Linked DNA regions of Homo sapiens: region 1 is linked to region 2. A link is an interaction called in ENCODE POLR2A ChIA-PET data of the cell type or tissue named here. Cell type or tissue: K562. All regions are shown on one strand. Each heading gives the region's core, and the rest is flanking DNA. Links, peaks and the distances in the headings are about the cores only.

Region 1 (5,381 bases), core at 265-5,264, 220 kb after region 2:
TAAGCAATTCTCCTGCCTCAGCCTCCACAGTAGCTGGGATTACAGGTGCCCACCACCACACCCGACTAATTTTTGTATTTTTAGTAGAGACGGGGTTTCATCATATTGGTCAGGCTGGTCTCAAACTCCTGACCTCAGGTAATCCACCAGCCCTGGCCTCCCAAAGTATTGGAATTACAGGTGTGAGCCACCATGCCCAGCCAAGAATGAACTTTAAAAACAAACAAACAAACAAACAAACAAACAAACAAGAAATGCTTTAGGCCAGGCGTGGTGGCTCACACCTGTAATCCTAGCACTTTGGGAGGCCGAGGCGGGTGGATCATGAGGTCAGCAGATTGAGACCATCCTGGCTAACACGGTGAAACCCCGTCTCTACTAAAAATACAAAAATTAGCCAGGCGTGATGGTGGGCGCCTGTAATCCCAGCTACTCCGGAGGCTGAGGCAGGAGAATTGCTTAAACACAGCAGGCAGAGGTTGCAGTGAGCCGAGATCACGCAAATTCACTCCAGCCTGGGCCAAAGAGCAAGACTCCATCAAAAAAAAAAAAAAAAAAGGAAACAAAAAGGAAATGGAAAGGAAAGGAAAAGTTTAGATCACAGAAGCTGGAAATTCAGATTTTCTTGGTTGAGAAGCTGGAGAAATGAGTGGTCCCCACCCCTTCCTGGCTCCCTGCCCCACCACCCTGCGCCCCTGGCTCTGGGAACCAATAACCTTGTACTGGGGTAAGCCACTGGAATGTGGGGTGTGTTTGTTGTAGTACCTGGCCCTGCCCAGCCCTGACCAACACAGGGCAGGGGCTCCACCCACCTGCCCCTGTTTCAGCCTGGCCCGGCCACTGCCTCCCTCCAGCTTCTGCATCAAAATCACCAAATCCATCCTTTGGATCTCCCCTGCCTTTCCCAGGCCTCCCCAGATCCCTGCAATGGCTGCTCACACCCCCCAAAATGTTCACAGTGGACTTCAGCACCTATATTCATTCATCCTCTCGGTCATTCATTCATGCTCTTCTTCGTTCTTTCCCTCTTTCATTCCCTCCCTCATTCTCTCCTTCATTCATTCCATCATTCATTCCATCTTCATTCACTCATTCCCTACTTCACTCACTCTTTCCCTCCCTCCGTCATTCATTCTTTCCCCCCTTCACTCATTCAGTACTTTTTTTTTGAGACAGGGTCTCACTCTGTCGCCCAGACTAGAGTCCATGATCATGGCTTACTGCAGACCTCCCAGGCTCAAGCAATCCTCCCACCTCAGCCTCCCTAGTAGCTGAGACTACAGGTGCACGTCACCAGGGCCAGCAAAATTTTTGTATTTTTTGTAGAGACAGGGTTTCACCATGTTGGCCAGGCTGGTCTCGAACTACTGGACTCAGGTGGTCCTCCCTTGGCCTCCCAATGTGCTGGGATTACAGGCGTGGGCCACCGCATCTGGTCTCATTCCATCCTTATTTATTATCTCCTTCACTCTTTCATTCCCTCCTTTGTTCATTTATTACCTCTTTCATGCATTTATTCCCTCCATCATTCATTCCCTCCTTTATTCTTTCCCTCCATTTATCATTTACTCCCTCTTTCATTCATTCATTCCCTCCTTCCTTCATTCATTCAGGCAGCTGGTGCATACCAGTGTCTGTTGTGCTTTAGGCACTGTTCTCAGCTCTGGGGACAGAGCATCCAGACCACCAGGCCCCACCCTCTGGGGTTCACAGTCCTCTGGGAAGAGAGACCCCTTCCATGTATATGACTGAATACCAGGCCGTGCTGGATGGTGACAAGACTGCAAGGGGTGATGTGGTCAGTCACACGGACCAAGGGCAGAGGCAGGGGAGGCCCTTGAGAGAGGCAGGCGGCATCTGAGCAGGACCTGGTGAGGCAAAAGGGAGTCGCTGTGGGTACATCCGGAATGCAGCCAGTGCAAAGGCCCTGGGGTGGGAACAGGCCTGGGAATGGGGCACAGTTGAGGACCAGCGTGGAGGTCAGTGTGGGGGGAATTAGGGGAAAGCGACATGAAAGGGGAATGAAGTCTGAGGTGGGCAGGGGCCGGCTCCATGAGGCTCATGGGCCCCAGGAGGGGTTCACAATGAAAGCCATGGAGATAGGAGGGTGCCGGGGTCTGTTGGGGGAGAGCATCCGCAATTTCTAAAAACAAAGGTCCAGGGTTTTCATGAGACTTCCTGCATGGGTCAAACCACTTACCCTGGAAGCCCCTAGAAGGCCCCTCTGGCTACTTTTGGGATATGAGCAGGCTGCTGAACTCCTAGTGACAATACTTCCCTACCCACCATGACCCACAAGCTCACTGAGCTGAGCACAGCCCCCACACACACACCCACTCACAGAGCTCCCCCCAGCAGCCTCATTGCCTCCCTCAGGAAACCTTCCAGGCACCACATGGCCCATGCACCATGCTTACTGCTCCCCAATCACAGCTCCCTCAAAATGGGGCCGCACTTGGTCAGTGGGGCACTGGCTGGTGTCAGGGAGCTCTCTGTTCTACCCTGGGAGCCCTCCCTGTCACCTTCACTCTCCCCATCAAAGCCTTGTGCAGAGCCACCAGGTCATGGGTCTATTTCTCCCTCATTCATTCACTCATTTCACTCATTCATTCCCTCCTTTGTTCATTCATTCCCTCATTCCCTCATTCATTCATTCCCTCCTTCCCTCATTCATTCATTCCCTCCTTCACTCGTTCCCTCATTCATTCCCTCCTTCACTCATTCCCTCATTCATTCATTCCCTCCTTCACTCATTCCCTCATTCATTCATTCCCTCCATCATTCATTGGCATTGTGAGCACGCAGGAGATCTGTGCATCTGTGCATCTCTAGCATCTGTGCATCTCTAGCATCTATGCATCTGCTGGAGTATGTGCTCAGTCAATAGAGGGTGGACCAATGTTCATTTCATGCCCCTGGGTCCAGTACCTAGGGCATCTGCCCTCCCTAGCAGCCAGTTGCAGAAGCATGAACTCTGATTCTTGAAATGGTGAGCACCTACTGAGTGCAAAGCCCACACTAGCCAAGACCCTGTGGTGATACAGACCCTCCTCCCGCTCCATTCTCTCCCCACCCTTTTTTTTTTTTTTTTTTTTTTTTGAGACAGAGTCTTGCTCTGTCGTCCAGGCCAGAGTGCAGTGGTGCTATCTCGGCTCACTGAAACATTTGCCTCCTGGGTTCCAGCAATTCTCCTGCCTCAGCCTCCCAAGTAGCTGGGACTACAGGCACATGCTACCACGCCCAGCTAATTTTTGTATTTTTAGTAGAGACGGGGTTTCACCATGTTAGCCAGAATGGTCTCCATTTCTTGACCTCGTGATCCACCCGCCTCGGCCTCCCAAAGTGGTGGGATTACAGGCATGAGCCACCACACCTGGCCATTTTTGTATTTTTAGTAGAGACGGAGTTTCGTCATGTTGGCCAGGCTGGTCTCAAGCTCCTGACCTCAGGTGATCCGCCTGCCTCACCCCGGCAAAGTGCTGGGATTACAGGCGTTAGCCACTGCGCCCGGCGGGCACTTCTAGTCTTTAAACGCCACGTGCAATGTACTCATTTACCACCGTGTCCTTGGTCTGTCCCTCCCTATACTGGGTAGACAGGGCATGCATCTGTTACATTCTAGTACCAGAGAGGCAGCAGGGGAGGAGACCGCCCAAGACCCAGCTCTCCTGGAGCACAGAGAGCTTGCTACAAATAATCTCGAAGGAAGAGAGGCATCTGGGACTCTCAGATCAGGTTCCAATCCTGCAGGCCTAGGGAGAGAGCAGCCACCCGTGGCCCCAGCCCGATCTAAGGGGCCCCGGGCAGGTTCTGGCCCACCAGGTCTCCCTGCAGGGACCTGTCCTGCTGCTCTCTGGGTGGCTCATGGGCTGCTGATAAATTAACATCTCCAACTGGAGAGTTCCCTCCTTAAGGAGAGAACTTCAAAAAATGTCAATCAGCCGTGCAGGCATGCTGGCTCATGCCTGTAATCCCAGCACTTTGGAAGGAAGGCTGAGGTGGGAGGATTGCTTGAGCCCAGCAGTTCGAGACCAGCCTGGGCAACATGGTGAAACCCCAGCTCTACTAAAAATACAGAAATTAGCCAGGGTAGTGGCGCAAGCCTGTAGTCCCAACTACTCAGAAGGCTGAAGCAGGAGGATCGCTTGAGCCCAGGAAGTCAAGGCTGCAGTGAACCGAGATTGTGTCACTGCACTCCAGCCTAGGTTATGGGAGTGAGACCCTATCTCAGAAATTTTTTAAAATCATTTTTAAAAAATGTAAATGGAGGCCAGGTGTGGTGGCATGAGCCTGTAATCCCAGCTACTCAGGAGGCTGAGGCAGGAGAATCACTTGGACCCAGGAGGCAGAGGTTGCAGTGAGCCGAGATTGCGCCACTGCACTCCAGCCTGGGTGACAGATTGAGACTCTGTCTCAAAAAAAAAAAAAAAAAAAAAGGAACTAAACCATGTGCTTTGGAGCAACGTGGATGCAGCTGGAGGCCATGACCCTGAGCAAATTAAGGCAAAAACAGAAATCCAAACACCGCCGGGCCCAGTGGCTCACGCCTGTAATCCCAGTACTTTGGGAGGCTGAGGTGGATGGATCACCTGAGGTTGGGAGTTCGAGACCAGCCTGGCCAACATGGAGAAACCCTGTCTCAACTAAAATTACAAAATTGGCCGGGCGTGGTGGCGCATGCCTGTAATCCCAACCACTTGGGAGGCTGAAGCAGGAGAATTGCTTGAACCCGGGAGGCAGAGGTTGCGGTGAGCCGAGATCGCGTCATTGCACTCCAGGCTGGGCAACAAGAGCAAAACTCCATCTCAAAAAAAAAAAAAAGAAATCCAAATACCACGTTTTCGTTATAAGTGGGAGCTAAACATTGAATACGCACGGACGCAAAGATGGGAACAACAGACACTGGGAACTCCATAAGGGGCAGCTGAAAATAACCTATTGGATATTCTATTCTGTTCACTACCTGGACAATGGGATGATTACAAGCCCAAACCTCAGCATCATACAATATACCAATGCAACAAACCAGCACGTGCAACCTGCAGCCTAAAATTAAAATTTTTAAAAAAATTGGGTGGACACGGTGGCTCACGCCTATAATGCTAGGACTTTGAAAGGTCAAGGTGGGAGGATCACTTGAGCTCAGGAGTTTGAAACCAGCCTGGGCAACAAACTGAGACCTCATCTCTGCAAAAAAAAAAAAAAAAAGAAAAAAATTAACTGGCCATTGTGGCATGTATAGTCCCAGCTACTCAGGAGGATGAGACAGGAGGATCGCTTGGGCCTAGGAGGTCAGGGTTGCAGTGAGCCATGATAATGCCACTGCAATTGAGCCTGGGTGACAGAGTAAAACTTCTTCATGAAAAAAAAAAGAGAAAGAA
Region 2 (5,381 bases), core at 301-5,300:
CTGCCTCTGCCTCCTGAATAGCTGGGACTACAGGTGCATGGCAACGTGCCCAGCTAATTTGAAAAAAAAAATTTTCTTTTTTTGGTAGAGACAGGGTCTCACTATGTTGCCCAGGTTGGTCTGAAACTCCTGGGCTCAAGCAATCCTCCCACCTTGGCCTCCCAAAGCACTAGGATTACAGGCATGAGCCACTGTACCAAGCTCAGGTTGTTAGATTTTTAATAGCCACCTTTCTTGTCTCCTTGCCTCGTCCTCAGGCCAACCCTATGTATCAGCATTCACTAAGCACTTGTGTTGACAACATTCCTGTTCTGGGTGCTGATGCTAGTGGTGGGGCGATTCACCTGTGGGGTGGCAGGGGGAGGACAGAGCTGCTGGTTCTGGGTGAAATTCACTCCTGCTCTGGGATGCCAGGGAGCCTGACGTCCCTTTAGTCACAAGATTTGTGTGTTAGTTTATCTTCACAACCACCTGGGGCATGGGCTTCGAGTAAACACATGTAGTTGCCTGGAAAGTGAGGGTCAGAGACATCAAGGGACAGATTCAGTGACCTGTGCAATGACTGGGATGTGAACCCAGGGGAACTGACTGTAGGCCCTGCAAGAGATCCATCCATTCATTCATTCATTCAATAAACACTCCCTGACAACTTTCCTGTGCTGGGTGATGCTGGCATACCCAAGCGGTCTCAGTCCTGGTGCCCAAGGAGACATCTGTCTGGAGGAAGATCAGCTGGACACAGATGTCCCCCATCTCTGTGATGTCAGGGCTGGGATAGAGGGTGAAGCCAGGAGCTGGGAAAGTGGGGACTATGTCTGGGGAGACAGGGAACTTATCCTGAAAAACGAGACTTTGCAACTGGGGTTTCGAGGAGTGTGTGGGAGTTTGCCAGTCAGATGATGCATTCATTTACTCAACAATCCCCCTCCCCACTACCACCAGCCAAACCCTCTGTGCTACTCTCACTCCAGCCTGGCCTCAAGGATCCTCCAGGCTCAGGGAGACAGAACCAGATACAGACTCTCCAGGTGATCATGAATGGGCTGGAAGAAGGGGTGAAAGCAGGAGGTGCCCTGGGTAGAGGAACTGGGGGCTCTGAAGGGGACCACAGGGGGTCTCTTGGGAGAAGAGAGTGTGGTTGCAATTGATTCTCACAGAGTGGAAGTTGATGGTGAATATATATTATATATTTATACATAATGTAATATATTATATGTTATATATGTAATATGTATTATATGTTATATAATATATATTATATAGTATATATTTTATATGTTATATAATATATATTATATAGTATATATTTTATATATTATATATACACTATATATTATATATTTATATACTATATACTATATATTATATATTTATATATTATATATACTATATACTATATATTATATATTTATATATTATATATACTATATACTATATATTATATATACGTATATTATATATTGTATATATAATATATACAATATATAGTATATATAATTTATATAGTATATATTTTATATACTGTATAAAATATATACTATAGTATATATAGTATATAAAATATATACTATAGTATATATACTATATAAAATATATACTATAGTATATATAGTATATAAAATATATACTGTAGTGTATATAGTATATAGTATATATACTATATATAGTATATATGATATATATAGTATATATACTATATATAGTATATATGATATATATAGTATATATACTATATCGTATATACTATATATAATATATAATATAGTATATATACTATATATTGTATATTATATATATTATATATATAAATATAATTTTTCTTTGAGATGGAGTCTCGCACTGTCACCCGGGCTGGAGTGCAGTGGCATGATCTCGGCTCACTGCAACCTCTGCCTCCCAGGTTCAAGCAATTCTCCTGCCTCAGCCTCTCAAATAGCTGGGATTACAGGAGCCCACCACCACACTCAGCTGATTTTTTGTATTTTTAGTAGAGATGGAGTTTCACTATGTTGGCCAGGCTGGTCTCAAACCCCTGACCTTGTGATCCACTGCCTCAGCCTCCTAAAGTGCCAGGGCTACAGGTGTGAGCCACCGGGCCCGGCTGAATATTTTTGTTTTGAAATATATGGCTTGGGCTGGGTGTGGTGGCTCACTCCTGTAATCCCAGCACTTTGGGAGGTTGAGGCAGGCAGATCACTTGAGGTCAGGAGTTCGAGACCAATCTGGCCACCATGAGAAACGCTGTCTCTACTAAAAATACAAAAATCAGCCAGGTGTGGTGGTGCGCACCTGTAGTCTCAACTACTTGGGAGGCTGAGGCATGAGAATTGCTTGAACCCCGGAGGTGGAGGTTGCAGTGACCCGAGATCACAGCACTGCACTCCACTCTGGGCGACAGAGTGAAACCATGTTCCCGCCACCATCCTCAGGGCTGGCTATGGGGGGCAAATGGGGAAAGAGGTGGCCAACTGGACAGGCTGGAACTGTGATAAGACTGACTTAGGTCCCTGGGGCTGTGGGGGACTATGAAATGGTGCAGTGAGCCAACATCAAGCACATACTGTGGGCCGTCCTCAGGGATGATGTACATGTCCCTTCCCTCCTCTATTCCACACACATGTATTGAGCACTCACTGTGTGTTAGACTCTGTGCCAAGCCAGCAGCGGGTGTCCCAGCCCTGCCTTCAGGATTTCCTAGCTCCTAACTGCTAGCTCAGTGCTCCTCAATCTTTGAGACCAGATTAATTCATTAATTATTCCATTTGACATACGTTTCTTGAGTACCTACTATGTGAGGCAATGGAGAGACAAAGCTATCTGAGACCCAGTCCTGGCTTCTAAGAAGCTTATAGCCTGCTTGGGAGGCAAATAAGAAAACTAATGTGATGAGAGCAGCTGACCTCCTCCACTCACTTTTGGGAGTCAGGGAAGGCTTCCTGGAGGAGGGGCCATCTTAGCAGAGAAGGGGGGATAAAGCAGTTTATCCCGGAGAAGAGGGGAAAAGGTATCTCTGGCTGTGGGAACAGCGTGTGCAAAGGCCTGCGGGGGAGATGTGTGGGAAAAATTCCAGGGAGGCTGTAGGCCAGAGGATGGGAGAGGTGATGGGAAGCTGAAATGGCCAATCAGCAAGCAAGAACGGCCTTGTAGGCGGAGCTTTTGATGTGCGCCTTCTCATTGGTCGCCAGCCGTGGTCCAGGCAGCGGCAGTCACAGGGGCGTGGTCAGGGGCTGTGCTGCATCCCAGCCACGTGGTCCAGATCCCGAGCTGGATGCGACCTACCAAAGTGGCGCGCAGTGTTGTTACCCCGGCGGAGGTGACCAACCTGGGTCCAGACCCAGTTTCCAATTCCTGCTCACGTCTGGGCCCCCAAGCAGCACCATGTGTCGACATCCAGACCCGCAGCAAGTCTAACGGTCACCAACGTCCCCGCACCTCCCTTTCTACTAATGACCCTATTGTAAAACGTGAGGTTGAGGAGTCAAGGGCACAGACACCAAGCTTGGTGGGGTTCAAATCTCAGCTCTGTCTCTCCCCAGAGGTGCGACCTCCCTGGGCCTTGGTTTCGCCATCAATTGAACTGGTAGGGTCGCTGTGGGGATTAAAAGAGTTAAAACAGCCCGAGGGTGTAACCCTGCATATGCTAAGCGCTCACCTGGTATTACTTAATTCTTGTAATTTATCATTTTATTTTGGAAATCTACTGGCTACAAGTAGCTCTCTGGCAGCTGGTAGCAATCTGCCTGAGGTCTTCCTAGGGATAGTGAACCAACCCCGGGGCTGTTTCTAGATGCATTGAATTTAACCCAAATAAAGGTGACATCCTGTGTCTGAATGTAATTAAACATCGATTCATTTGGACTTTGCAGTTCTCTTTTTGCATTTTGGAGCCAAAGTGAACAGGCCTCTGGGTCTCAAGCGTTTTCTTTCTTTCTTTCTCTTTTTCTTTTTTTCTTTCTTTTTTTGGAAACAGAGTCTCGCTCTATCCCCTAGGCTGGAGTGCAGTGGCGTCATCTCGGCTCACTGCAACCTCCGCCTCCCAGGTTCTAGCGATTCTCCTGCCTCAGCCTCCAGAGTAGCTGGGATTGCAGGTACATGTCACCACGCCCAGCTAATTTTTGTATTTTCAGTAGAGATGGAGTTTTGCCATGGTGGCCAGGCTGGTTTCAAATTCCTAACCTCAGGTGAGCTGCCTACCTCAGCCTCCCAAAGTGCTGGGATTACAGGCGTGAGCCACCGGGCCCGGTAAAGCATTTTCATAGGGCCCCAGAGTGCTTTTCAGCTGCGGGCACCAAGGGTCTGAGATAGGCCTGCCTGACAGTCCCCTTATGGTGGTCCTATAGATATGAGAAGTCAAACCCCTGAGTTGGGGTCCAGCAATGTCTCCTACTACCTGGGTGGTTTGGGCAAATGCCTTGGCATCCCTGGTCTATGGTTTTCTCACGGGTCAAAGGAAAGAGAGGCCCCACGGTGAGTGTTCTCTCCCCTCCCTACTTCAACCTCTTAGGTTGGTTGTGAGTCCACGAGGTCTCCAGCCAGTCTAGAGTGGGGAAACAGGACTTGGAGGATCAGAGTGAGTCCGGGTGTAGCCCTGAGCTAGGGCGGGTCTAGGGACATGGCTGGATCCAGTGGCGACAGCGGAGGTACTGGAGGCTGCAGAAGACAAGGTTCGTGCTGGCCCCTTTCCAAGCCAGGCCCAACCAAAAATTCATTTCACATGCTCTTAGGATACTTACATTGGACATAACACCACCTGGCCCTCAGCTCACTCCTTTGTGCCTCAGTTTCCTCATCTGTAAAATGGAAATGATGGTACCCACTTCCAGAGTTGACATATAAGTGAGATACACAGAAAGAGTGTTGAGAGGGAGCCCTTGCTTTTTTTGACTTAAAAAATATATACATATTTAAAGTAGAGGGCCTGGCGTGGTGGCTCACGCTTGTAATCCCGGCACTTTGGGAGGCCGAGGCAGGCAGATCACGAAGTCAGGAGTTCGAGACCAGCCTGGCCAATATGGTGAAACCCCATTTCTACCAAAAATACAAAAATTAGCTGGGCGTAGTGGCAGGCGCCTTAATCCCAGCTACTCGGGAGGCTGAGGCAGGAGAATTACTTGAACCTGGGAGGCAGAGGTTGCAGTGAGCCAAAGGTTGTGCCATTGCACTCCAGCCTGGGTGACAGAGCGAGACTCTGACTCAGAAAATAAATAAATAAATAAAATAAATAAAGTAGAGATGAGGTCTCACTATTGTTGCCCAGGCTGGTCTTGAACTCCTGAGCCCAAGCAATCTTTCCGCATCCCAAAGTGCTAGGATTACAAGTGTGAGCTACCACGTCTGGCCTGACTTTTTCTGGTGGGGGACGGAGTCTCGCTCTGTCCCCC

What was found. Peaks named below come from ENCODE experiments on the same cell type or tissue, not always from the same donor. Only the 100,000 strongest peaks of a DNase experiment are listed, where the experiment ranks them.
Region 1: POLR2A ChIA-PET joins it to region 2 with 7 read pairs; 3 of 35 experiments call an interaction of 5 or more read pairs at or near these places.

What each region holds. Positions count from the first base shown.
Region 1 is chr19:17,480,369-17,485,749 of GRCh38, reverse strand. All of the region lies in intron 1 of SLC27A1 (solute carrier family 27 member 1), which reads right to left. Among named protein-coding and RNA genes, the nearest start is that of SLC27A1, 13 kb to the right of the region's middle. RefSeq lists an enhancer at 2,219-2,720. In K562, for the core only: no CTCF peak of the experiment used is centred there; no DNase peak of the experiment used is centred there.
Region 2 is chr19:17,704,695-17,710,075 of GRCh38, reverse strand. No RefSeq gene overlaps it. Among named protein-coding and RNA genes, the nearest start is that of MAP1S, 12 kb to the left of the region's middle. In K562, for the core only: no CTCF peak of the experiment used is centred there; a DNase peak (open chromatin) is centred at 3,195.